3 separate regions of the Homo sapiens genome follow, and all the other regions are linked to region 1. Evidence: chromatin contacts called from ENCODE Hi-C or POLR2A ChIA-PET data. All regions are on one chromosome and are shown on one strand. The core of a region is the stretch at or near the end of the contact, and the rest is flanking DNA. Distances in the headings are between cores, read along the strand shown. Region 1 holds the start of DPF3 (double PHD fingers 3). Region 2 overlaps HEATR4 (HEAT repeat containing 4). Region 3 holds the start of MIDEAS (mitotic deacetylase associated SANT domain protein).

Region 1 (3,750 bases), core at 915-3,414:
CCAGAATTCCGCCACCTTCTTTCCCGCGTCTGTCCCTTCCCCCACCCTTAACCCCACCCTACACAGACTCCCTCCCCAAACACGCACCCTACTGTGATCCAAAAAACCCTGGAGCGAGTAGGGGAACACAAGCTTAGAGATACTGCGCCCGCCCGCGCGAAAGCGGGCTCCCGGGTAACTAGGGTACGGCTTTCCCAGGAGGAAACAAACCTGGTGCACATGTGAAATAGGTTCTCTAACTTGAGTTTACCAGGTGGCATCAGCCCGGTTATGTGATTTCGGCTGGAAATGGGGAAACTGAAAATCAGTTGTGGGTTCGGTAGAAACAGCATCAGCGGTGTTGCAGCGAAAGCAACCGGCAGCGAGGATGCGGCGAAGTTACGCCCATTTATTCTGCCATAAAACATTTTCTTTCTTGGGTGAAACGCTGTGGCGTTCAAGCGCAGTGTATCCGAGCTTCCGAGCCAGAACTGAAGCCAGGAGCTCCTATCTGATCAGCCTCAGCTTCCAACGTCCTCTTAACGGCAGCTTTCATATAAATATATTTGAAACCTGGGGCCTTCCTACCCCTTTCCCTATTTCTGATGGGCGACGAGCTGGCGCAAACACGTCCGATTCTCCCTGTGCATTCCTTTGCGTTAGGAACCCCCTACCGTCCCCGGGAGCGAACCTGGTTTTCAACTCCAGGAGTGGCCAGGGGTGAAGACGAGAATGCGCTGAATTAAAAGAACCAGGGTCGACAGCGGCCACGCACCAGGGAGAATTCGGCATGAACCGCCCCCCACCCGACCTGCACCTCCCTCTGCCACTTCGCCTGCGGCTTCGTCCGGGCGGGGAAGTCCCGGTCGAAGGGGTGAGGACCCCCCAGCCCACCTCGGATACGGAGGGAGCCACCCTCTGCCGACATCACCCAATAGCACCCCTTTCAGAGCGACACTAGTTTTCCGAGGCCACCCCTGGCTCCGCGATCGCGAGCGGACTTGGCGGCTTAACAGTTCCACTGACTGGAAGGAAGGAAGGAAGGAAGGAAGGAAGGAAGGAAGGAAGGAAGGAAGGAAGGAAGGAAGGAAGGAAGGAAGGAAGGAAGGATGAAAAGGAGGAGGAAGGCAGGCAGGCAGAAATTGGCTGTTGGACCCGGGGCTGGCCCCCGCGAGTCCTCGCCCGGCCCGCCCCACTCTGTCCAGGATCTGGGCAAGCGCTCAAAGTCTCCCCGAGGCGGCCAGAGGCACCTGCCCCTCGCCCGGCCGGGAGCAGACGCTGCCCCCTCGGGCCAGGAGCCCCAAAACCGCCTCTCCGCCTGCCTCAGCGCCTCACCCAGAGGTGGCGAGAACACCATTCATAAGACCTGCGGCTTCCCTGCCTCCAAATCCACCCCAAGTTAACCCGAGTCGTTAATCCACTAAAGCCAGCTCGCTCGCAAATACACGAGCAGACACACGCTCGATCGCCCGGAGCGCCTCCGAGATCCGGGGGCTGCCGGGGAAAGCCCGGGGCGACCACCTGGGCCCCAGCACGCCCGGGACCCGCTGCTTCCCCCGCGGTGCTCCAACTCCGGAAGGTTTGCACAAACTCCCCGCGAGCGATCGGAAGGCGAAGAGCGCCCTGCAAACTCCGGAGCCTCCGCGGTCCGTCCGCTGGACCCAGCGGACCCAGCGGCGGGGCGGGGGCCGCGGGCTCGGGGGCGCGGGGCTCGGCCAAGTACACCGAGGCGGCCACTGCCCGACGCTCGCCCCCCGCCCAGCAGCCCCCGAAGCCGCGCTCCCTGCCCGCGAGGCGGGGGACTCCGGGGACCGCGCCGTCCCCGAGCTCCCGCGACCCTCCTGCTGTAGAGCGCTCGAGCGCCGGGCTTCTCCGCCTGCAACCCCTATATCTGGCTCTCTCTGCAATTTAGCAGAACACAAATGTAACAATTTTCTTCTTGTTAATTGCATCTCCTGACATTTCTGCGCGTTGGGGGAAAAAAAGAAGATGAAGAAGTAAGAGCTGAAAGAAGAGAGAAGCCCCGCCGCGGCTGGAGGCGCCTGCAAGCGCAATGCTCTGGCAGCGCTCGCCACGCAGAAGGCGCCTTTTTTTTCATATTGAAACCACGCGGAATATGTACATTTTTTAGTCTTACTTACGCTTTCAGGGGGTTGTGAATGACAGTCGCCATTTTGCTACAATGTAACAGAATATTGTCTCAGAGTTCTAAAGGTTCGCTCAGGGGAAGCGACGGGCCAATCACAGCGCGGGATACCGGCCCGCCGGCCAATCGGCGCTGCTGGTAGCTAGGTGGGCGGGGCCTGCGCCGTGGTAGTTATTAGGAGAGCTGTCAAAGCCCAGAGGTCACTCCCTTTTGTAGAGCCCGAGAGCCAGCAGGTCTTAAAGGGGCAGTACAGCGCTGGTAGCTCCTTTTCGGGCTGGGGAAAGTGGAGACGCACGGGAGAGTATTATAGTTTGGTTTAACTCCCTACTTTTCTAAATAACTGCAGAAGAGTTTGCGCTCCCGGACAGAAATATTTAAATATTGCCAGCAAGCCACTGAATCCTATTCATTAGCCTTTGGCTTTGCGTATCAACATTTTTAATCCCCCAAAGGGTAAATCCCCGTGTTTCAGTGCAAAAGTTGGAAGGCTGCCGTTTCGTGTTAACAAATTACTACATGTGCTCTGCCGTTTGCTAATGCTCTGGGTCCTGCCGCTTTTTAATATTCTTATTCCCGAAGTGTTCTCTTTATCTCGGCCACCTTCCTCTCTCGCTTCTTGGAACTGTCGCTGCTGTTCCTGGCGACTCCAGGACAGCAACTCACCCTCCCCCTGGAACGTCTCAATGTCAGGCTCGCTCCCTCCTGCAGCCAGGGCTTTCCTTACGTAGTGCAGGGGGGTTACTCTGCGCGGTTCCCCGCTACCACCCCTTCGGTTCTTCCCTCTACACCAGAAACTTCCAAAATGCTCAGATTCCTGCTAGGTGGTGGGACCTGGAGCTCTGATCTTTAGGCTTAGGGGTAGGGAGGACTTAAGGCAACCTTTGGAAACTTTCTACTGCTAGGAAGCAAGTGACTAGGCAGAAGTTGTAGAGCCTGGACTGGGTGTTATCAGGGTCCCTTTAGAGGAGTGGCACACGCGATTCTGGCGTCACCTTTCACTACTTAGATAGAAGGTGGAAAGAATTTGCTAATGAATAATCCGATGTGACCCGAGGCGTCCAATGAGTCTGTGTCTGCTTCAAGTCAGTGTGAACTCTTCACTGGCGAGCCCCTGACAAAATTGGGAGACTTCTGCGAAGTCAGGCTTCCACTGGGCACCGGGAAGCTCTGGGGGGATGAAATCGCATTAAATCGCGAATAGGGTAGGGGCCTCGTTAGCATACAGAAGTCTGGCTACCATTCCAAAGCTGTTTAATCAGATCAAATAGCTAAGATAGTGGGGGAGGGGTGGCAAGGGGAGAGAAGTTGCCAAATTGCCAGTTCTTCAAAGCTATGCCCTCTCGCTTCCTTTTGCTCCTCTCAAGACAATGAATAAAATAAAATAAACATTCCAGAATTTTAAGAGTTCAACTACATACACTATTAGATTTACAGATAAACAGAACGTGGCTGAATCACTATGTTTTTAAAAGATTTGAAATCTTTAACTCCTCTCTGCGTATTTAAGAAGCAGAATTGAGTTCTATAGATTCCTTTGTAAATCCTTTGCATAGCATCTTGGCAGAGATTACAGTTTGAAAAAGTTATCTCCTTTTCCAAAATTGAAGTTTGAAAAATCCCTTCTT
Region 2 (3,405 bases), core at 317-2,816, 580 kb after region 1:
AAGAAACTTGGGAACCACTGTGGAAACAGGAGAGGGGAAAGGAGCTGTCATGGACCCTTGCTGAGCTCCTTCCTTCCCCCAGCCTTTTCTCCCATCCCTCCCCTTACCTGGAAGGTCCTCTCTCCTCCTCTCTGCCTAAATCTTGTGCCATCTCAGATCCAACACAAATTCCCATGTCTCCATGACGACTCCTGCCCCCCTTCCCTGAACTCCTACAGCACATCTGCTGTATACCACACAATTCTCACTAAATTAAGCATATTGTCTTTGAAAGGTTCTTGTGTGTCTGTCTTCTAAAACCCCTTGTAAACTCCTCGAGGACAAGGGCCATTTCTTCTGCTGCTGCTCCGTCTCCCACAGTGCTGATGGCCTAATAGACCCTCTGTATGGTCTTGCTGGCTGACTGACTGAAGGGTTCAGTTAGGCTCTCTTGCTCCTGCCAGCAAAGCAAAGAGTGCACAATAAAGTCCTTTCACTATGAAATGACAAATTCAAAGATAGAGGGGCTGAGAAAGTGCTCATACAGAATTATTCATTGTCTTGAATGTCTCATAGTAGCCAGATCCCAGAATCCTCAGGTTAGATGCGGAAGTAACTTTGATCCATGTGATAGTGCTTTTTAGATTAGTATTTCACTTAAAGGGAAAGTGTAAAGTAATACACATTCCATGGGTTACATGAGTCAAGGAAAGGGAAGAGTTTCTGTTACGAAGTTAGCTCATATCCCCAAAGACCCCCCCACCACCGTGTTTCATAGCAGTCAGGAATTTATAGAAGAAAATATTGCGTGCGCTCTCTCACTCTCTCTCTCTCTCTCTCCATATATATATATATATATATATATATATATATATATATATATATATTTTTTTTTTTTTTTTTTTTTTTTTTTTAGATGGTGGAGCCTTACTCTGTCGCTCAGGCTGGAGTGCAGTGGCGAGATCTCGGCTCAATGCAACATCCGCCTCCCAGGTTCAAATGATTCTCCTGCCTCAGTCTCCGGAGTAGCTGGGATTACAGGTGCCTGCCACCATGCCCCGCTAATTTTTGTATTTTTAGTAGAGACGGGGTTTCACTATGTTGGCCAGGCTGGTCTCGAAATCCTGACCTCAGGTGATCTGCCTGCCTCGGCCTCCCAAAGTGCTGGGATTACAGGCATGAGCCTCCATGCCCGGCCTTGCTTTTTATATTTTTGACAATAACAGAGCCACGGGAAGAAAGGATGTGATTAGGGGAAGAAAAAAGGGGAGAGGTTCATGTTGTCTTTATTTTCATTAATGAATGTCTCAAACATTTTAGGGTATAAATAGCAATCAGTATTTAGGAAAGGAAGCTGGATTCACACTACTTGGAAATCTGGGTCTTTACTCATCCATGGCAATTTTTGGGTATCATGTGCTCTTACAGAATCTCATCTTATGATATAGATTCAGTTTACAGCTATTCTATGATGCTTGAGTATTTCAAATATTAAGTACATTGAGGCTCATGAGAATTGCTAATCTGCCGTGTGAAACTGCAGAGTTGTTTCCCAAGGGTAGAGATGCATTCACATCCACCCACATAGTACAAAGGGGGAAATGATTACGCTGGCCTGGATTTTTTGTAATAGTCCCGTGACATGGCTTCCACATTGCTCTGTGGGCTGTGGTTAAAGAACCTAATCTAGAACAAGACAAGACTTGTAGATTTAAAAAGTCACCTAAGCTGTTTCTTTCCTAGACAAATGGGATTCTAGTTTGGGTTTTATTTTATTTTATTATTTTTTGAGACAGTCTCATTCTGTCATCCAGGCTGGAATGCTGTGGCGCAATCTCGGCTCACTGCAAACTCTGCCCCCTGGGTTCAAGCTATTCTCCTGCCTCAGCCCACCTAGTAGCTGGGATTACAGGTGTGTGCCACCACACTCAGCTAATTTTTTTGTATTTTTAGTAGAGACGAGGTTTCACCATGTTAGCCAGGATGGTTTCAAACTCCTGGCCTCATGTGATTCACCCACCTTGGCCTCTCAAAGTGCTGGGATTATAGGCATAAGCCACAGTGCCCAGCCCTAATTTGAGTTTCAGAGGGCAATTTGTACCGTTTGGAAAAGATGCTGGATCCTTCAATATTACTGCTTTAGAAAGATTTGGAACTCTGACCCATATTTAGTACATGACCTTTCTGGGGCGTGGAAAAATATGCTCTGTCATCTAATGTGATGTCAATTTTCTTTAACCTTCCATGTAAATAGTGCGCATTAAGACATGAGGTCTACTGTTAAATAATTTCTCTTTATAAACATAGTGACAACAAGATTGTACAGTATCAATTAAAAAGACCCAATGTGACCAGGTCCACTGCTTCCTGCATCTTGAAGTAAGACAAGTGTTCAGCTTAGAGATGAGCACCTTTCTTTCCAGAGGGAGAAGACATGATGGGAGAAAAAAATGTTCTCTCTGAGAATTTACCCAGATAAAGAGCTGGGTAGTCGGATCTAAATGGTCCCACAGCAATCCTTTTCTCGGGGGAGGTGCGTAGATCTTTGACAAGTGATGAACGAACTTTGCTTCGTGTGGTTAGGCCTGGGACTGAACTTTGTAACCAGGGATTTGGTGCGCGGGGCTTCACAGGCTGCAGAGAAACATGAAAACATGAGTGCATATGCCAAACGTGTCTCATGTGAGCGGCAGAGCCCAAGTGAAGGCCTCTTTGGCTATAGGGTGTCTCCTTTTTTTTTTTCTTTTTGAGACGGAGTCCCACTCTGTCGCCCAGGCTGGAGTTCAGTGGCGCAATCTCGGCTTACTGCAATCTCCGACTCCCGGGTTCAAGTGATTCTCTTGCCTCAGCCTCTGAAGCAGCTGGGATTACAGGCGCCCGCCACCACGCCCAGCTAATTTTTTTGTTTGTTTGTTTGTTTTTTTTGAGACGGAGTCTCACACTCTCTCCCAGGCTGGAGTGCAGTGGCGCCATCTCGGCTCACTGCCAGCTCCGCCTCCCGGGTTCACGCCATTCTCCTGCCTCAGCCTCCCGAGTAGCTGGGACTACAGGCGCCCACCACCACGCCCAGCTAATTTTTTGTATTTTTAGTAGAGACGAGGTTTCACCGTGTTAGCCAGGAGGGTCTCAATCTCCTGACCTTGTGACCAGCCCGCCTCGGCCTCCCAAAGTGCTGGGATTACGGTGTCAGCCACTGCGCCCGGCGTTTTTTTTTCTTTCTTTCTTTCTTTCTTTTTTTTTTTTTTTTGAGACGGAGTTTCGCTCTTGTTGCCCAGGCTGGGGTGCAATGGTGCGATCTCGGCTCACCGCAACCTCTGCCCCCAGAGTTCAAGGGATTCTCCTGCCTCAGCCTCCCAAGTAGCTGGGATTACAGGCATGCGCCACCACACCCTACTAATTTTGTATTTTTAGTAGAGACAGCGTTTC
Region 3 (3,529 bases), core at 400-2,899, 870 kb after region 1:
GGTGGAAACAGGAAGCAGCCACCGTAGTTGTGACCAACAAAGTTTTAAATGGGGCATATAACTTCCCCTTTCATCTTCTCACCAGCTCTCGCTGGAGGCTGGGCTGGGACGGACACCCGGCCTCCACTTTCTGTGGCAGGTACCTCCTCCATGTCGGCCCGCCTTGGGGCTGAAGCCTGAAGGCCCCAGGGCACACGAAGTTCCCCTTCCTCCCCTAGACCTTTACCCAGAGGCCTTGGGGGCAACCTGACACACATGGTCCTGCATGTGCGACTTGGGAGGCGACGTGACCAGCTCCACCAAGCCGGCCATATGCAGGGCCCGGCCGAATCCCGGGTTTCGGCGCTGCCGCCAGGCACCAGGGAACACAGCTCCCCGCGAGGCACCGCGCGGGCTGGGAGGGCTGCGGCGGCGCGGGCGTGCGGGGGCGCGCGGGAGGATGACAGGTCTGAGGTGCGCCCGCCCGCGCGAAGCGCTCCAGCCTAGGCCTCTGCTGACTGCATTTGCCCCAGTTCCCCAACGCCCCTGCACCTCTGTCCCCCAAACTCCTGGCGTGGACGCCGCGTCCAGGCCCACTTTCCCGTGCACGCTGGCAGGGGAAGGGGCTCCCGCGCCAAGTTCCCTCAGCTGGCTAGCCCCTCGCCGCGCCTTCCGGGCCTGGGCTCCGTCACGTCAGCCGGTCCCCACGGACACCACGTTTCTCTCCAGCGGAGGAGGAGCAGCCGGATTCCCGAGCCGCCGCGGGCCGCCGGGTGGGGAGGGCTTTCCTGGCGGGGCCGCGCCCGGGTGGGCGGGGGCCGCGCGCAAGCTGCGTAGCTGCACAAACACCGCGGGGCTGCGCTGCACACGCAGCTGCGGGCCGAGGGCGCGGACCGCGGGGGAGGGGGCGGCGGGCTGCAGGCGGCCCCCGCACGGCCACACGCGCCCGCTCCACCGCCGCCCAGGCCGCAGAAGTTCGAGCGCAGCGGCCCCCGCGGCCCCCTCTCCGGGCCGCGCCTGCAGAGCTGCAACCCGCCGTGCGAGCAGCCACAGCTCGCGCGCCGCCTGGGGTCCCCTCGCCGGCCCCGCCGCGTGCAGGCCTCGGCCGCCGGCCAGGCAGCCCCACTTACCCAGCTCTTGCCCGGGCTCCGGGCTCCGGGCTCGGCTGTCCCCCTTCCGCCGCGGGTCGCCGCCTTCGGTCGCCTCCGGGACTCCAGCCGCCTGCACGCACTCCCGATTTTAAAAACAAACAGGCGCCGTCGCCTCCCCGCGGCGCTCGCGGGGCTTCCGCCAGCCCGCGCCTCCCGAGGCTGAGAAGTTTGCTGGCAGGGCCCGGGCGGGACGCGCGGGCTGTCACCCCCCGCTTGCGATGCAGGAGCCTCGGCGCGCCCCGCACCCGTGCCGTCCGCCTCGCGAGCGCTCTGCCTCCCTCCGTGTCACCCCCAGTCCTGCGATGCAGTGTCAGGATTGCACGGCTCTGACTCATCGGTTGAGCTCACAGCTTGAAAAAAAAAAAAAGAGAGAGGGCGAGAGGCAACAGCGGAGGAGGAGGACTCTGGCGTGCTACAAAGGATTGCACAACTCGAGGCTGGGAGCGCGGAGCGCCCAGCGGCCGGCCGGCGCGCGCGGCACCGCGGCGAGCAGGAACCAGCTCTACCACTTCATCAGCACAACTGTCTCGGGGCGGCCTCAGCCAGCAGGCCCGGCGCCGCCCACTTCCTGCGACCAAATAAGGCCGGGGAAGGCGTCCTTAAACCTCAGGCGGCGGCCGGGGCTGGGGATTTCCAGCAGACCTCACCTCCACTCACGAGTCGGTCGCCGTCCCCATCCCCCGCCCAGGCTGGCGCCCCCGATGGCTTTGCTGGCGGGCCACGCTGCTAGTTCCTTTCACACCAAGGTCAGGAGGAGACGGTGACGAAATGTTTGGAAACCCATTGAGCCTGCCAGGAAAGTGTGTGTGTGATGCTGGGGAAGGCACAAGTCGCTTTCTTCCACAAAGAAACTCTCTCTGGTTTTGGATACGGTAAATCATGCACAATCCTCTCCATGGCATTTTATTAACAGACTCTCCGAGTTTCACTTTCTGGCTCAAAAGCGTCCTGGTGCGTGTAAAGGTTATTGAGAAACTGGCCTCAGTCCCTAGAAAGGACCCACCATCTCCATCGCTTAGGTGAGGAAAATCTCCTGGATTTAAATCTAGCAACTCAGGCCAGAGTTGAGCGGCTTTTCACTCCATACTCACATTTTCCCCTGTCTTCCCTAAATATCCCCCTGATCAATTCTCAGGTCCAGGCCTTGATGCCTCCTTGCCTGACTGGTGGGAAGATGGAAAACATTTTTGCAGCTCAAGAGGTTGGTTCTGGCCCCCACATTCAATGGGGCTCTAGGGCCAGGGGAAAGTTCAGGGGAGTGTGTCCTATTCTTCCTTCCAAGTTTTTTGGTGGTGGTGCAGTGGTGGTGGTGGCGGCGGCGGTGGTGGCGGTGGCTGTTTTTCAAGGAGATGGGTCACAAGGAGATTTTCCTTTGAAAGAAAAACCACCGAAGAATACCATGTGTCCTGGCAGCCACTTTTCAAAACACTGTGGCCAGACCTGAGAACCAGGTGCATCCCTCACTTTCTCAGGGAGAAGAGGAGGGAGGGGCAGCAGAATATGATTCTCACACACTCACTGGGCCTACAGGGCCAGGGTGGGGTGTGGAGGACACAGGCAAAACTTGGATCTTCTGCCCAGAAATCCTGCCAAACCTGCACTTGCTTCTAAGGGGGCATGGCTTTCCTGTCCTCTTCCACCTCTTTGCTGGCTGGAGCACCTGCGTACATGTACACCTGGAAGTCACACCTCCCCAAGAGGAGAAGGGCTTATTTGCACCATGTTATGATAGATATGTCAAAATAAGGAACACTTAAAACAATCTTATCTACAAAATACAGGTAATTATGCCACAGGACTGGACCAGAGGACCTCTTGAGATCCCTTCCAGTTCAAGATCCATGATTCTGTGATTACAGTAAGTGAATAGAGGAGCTAGGGAAACCACCTTCTACAAAAAAAAGCCCGGGCTCCCCGATTTAGCATCTGTGATGACAGTATTGTTCCTGGCAGCTCTCAGAGCACTTCTCCATACAGTCTCCTGAAGAGCCCTGCATGTGAGTTTTATCTCTCTCAATCTGTGGATGTACTGAGGTTCAGAGAGGTTAAGTGAATTGCACCAGGTCACAGGGCAAGCCAAGCATCTGTGACCTCTCTGCTCCTCCCCCAGAGGAAGGCAGTGAGCAATTGAGGAACTGCAGTGCTCAGGCCTGCAGACCCCCAAGCAGAGGCCAGACTCTCAGGGCTCCTGGCAAAGGATCAGGGTAGAGCCTTTTTACTTTTTTCATTTGCCTGATTTCTTCCCTCCCACTGACAACACATCCAAGTGAGGGAAGCAAAAGCAAAGCCATTTGGTCTCCAGTGCCCACTGCTGCCAAGTTCCTCTGCAGACCTGTGGCCATCCTCACCTCCCCTGAGAGCCCAGCCCCTGCAGTTGGCCTTAGGCCAGCCCAGAGTGA

The links. Hi-C counts contacts between places; a loop is a spot of excess contacts on that map. ChIA-PET counts read pairs that join two places held with the same protein, here RNA polymerase II (POLR2A). Pooled maps may share reads with other maps.
Region 2: a loop to region 1 is called in a pooled map, with 3 times the contacts of the local background. The contact joins the enhancer-like site here to the promoter of DPF3 in region 1. A Hi-C loop is called at or near these places in 2 of 168 maps with a recorded cell type or tissue (HCT116 and mammary epithelial cell) and 4 of 50 pooled maps.
Region 3: a loop to region 1 is called in a pooled map, with 5 times the contacts of the local background. The contact joins the promoter of MIDEAS here to the promoter of DPF3 in region 1. A Hi-C loop is called at or near these places in 2 of 50 pooled maps. POLR2A ChIA-PET finds 5 or more read pairs at or near these places in 2 of 52 experiments (GM12878 and K562).

What each region holds. Positions count from the first base shown.
Region 1 is chr14:72,891,937-72,895,686 of GRCh38, forward strand. It overlaps DPF3 (double PHD fingers 3), which reads right to left and starts at 2,165. Exons shown (of 11, transcript NM_001280542.3): 1 at 2,121-2,165. The coding sequence starts at 2,152. RefSeq lists an enhancer at 2,125-2,419.
Region 2 is chr14:73,476,230-73,479,634 of GRCh38, forward strand. It overlaps HEATR4 (HEAT repeat containing 4), which reads right to left. Exons shown (of 18, transcript NM_001220484.1): 18 at 2,255-2,613. The coding sequence ends at 2,377. Among named protein-coding and RNA genes, the nearest start is that of RIOX1, 13 kb to the right of the region's middle. Within about 2 kb of position 1,567, at least 3 of the 41 ENCODE cell types and tissues checked have a DNase peak (open chromatin) inside an H3K27ac peak, as active enhancers do.
Region 3 is chr14:73,758,654-73,762,182 of GRCh38, forward strand. MIDEAS (mitotic deacetylase associated SANT domain protein) reads right to left here and starts at 1,650. Exons shown (of 13, transcript NM_001367710.1): 1 at 1,110-1,650. MIR4505 (microRNA 4505) reads left to right here and starts at 94; the gene lies at 94-166. RefSeq lists silencers at 318-427, 788-937, 1,068-1,307 and enhancers at 1,728-2,057, 2,973-3,495, 3,496-3,529.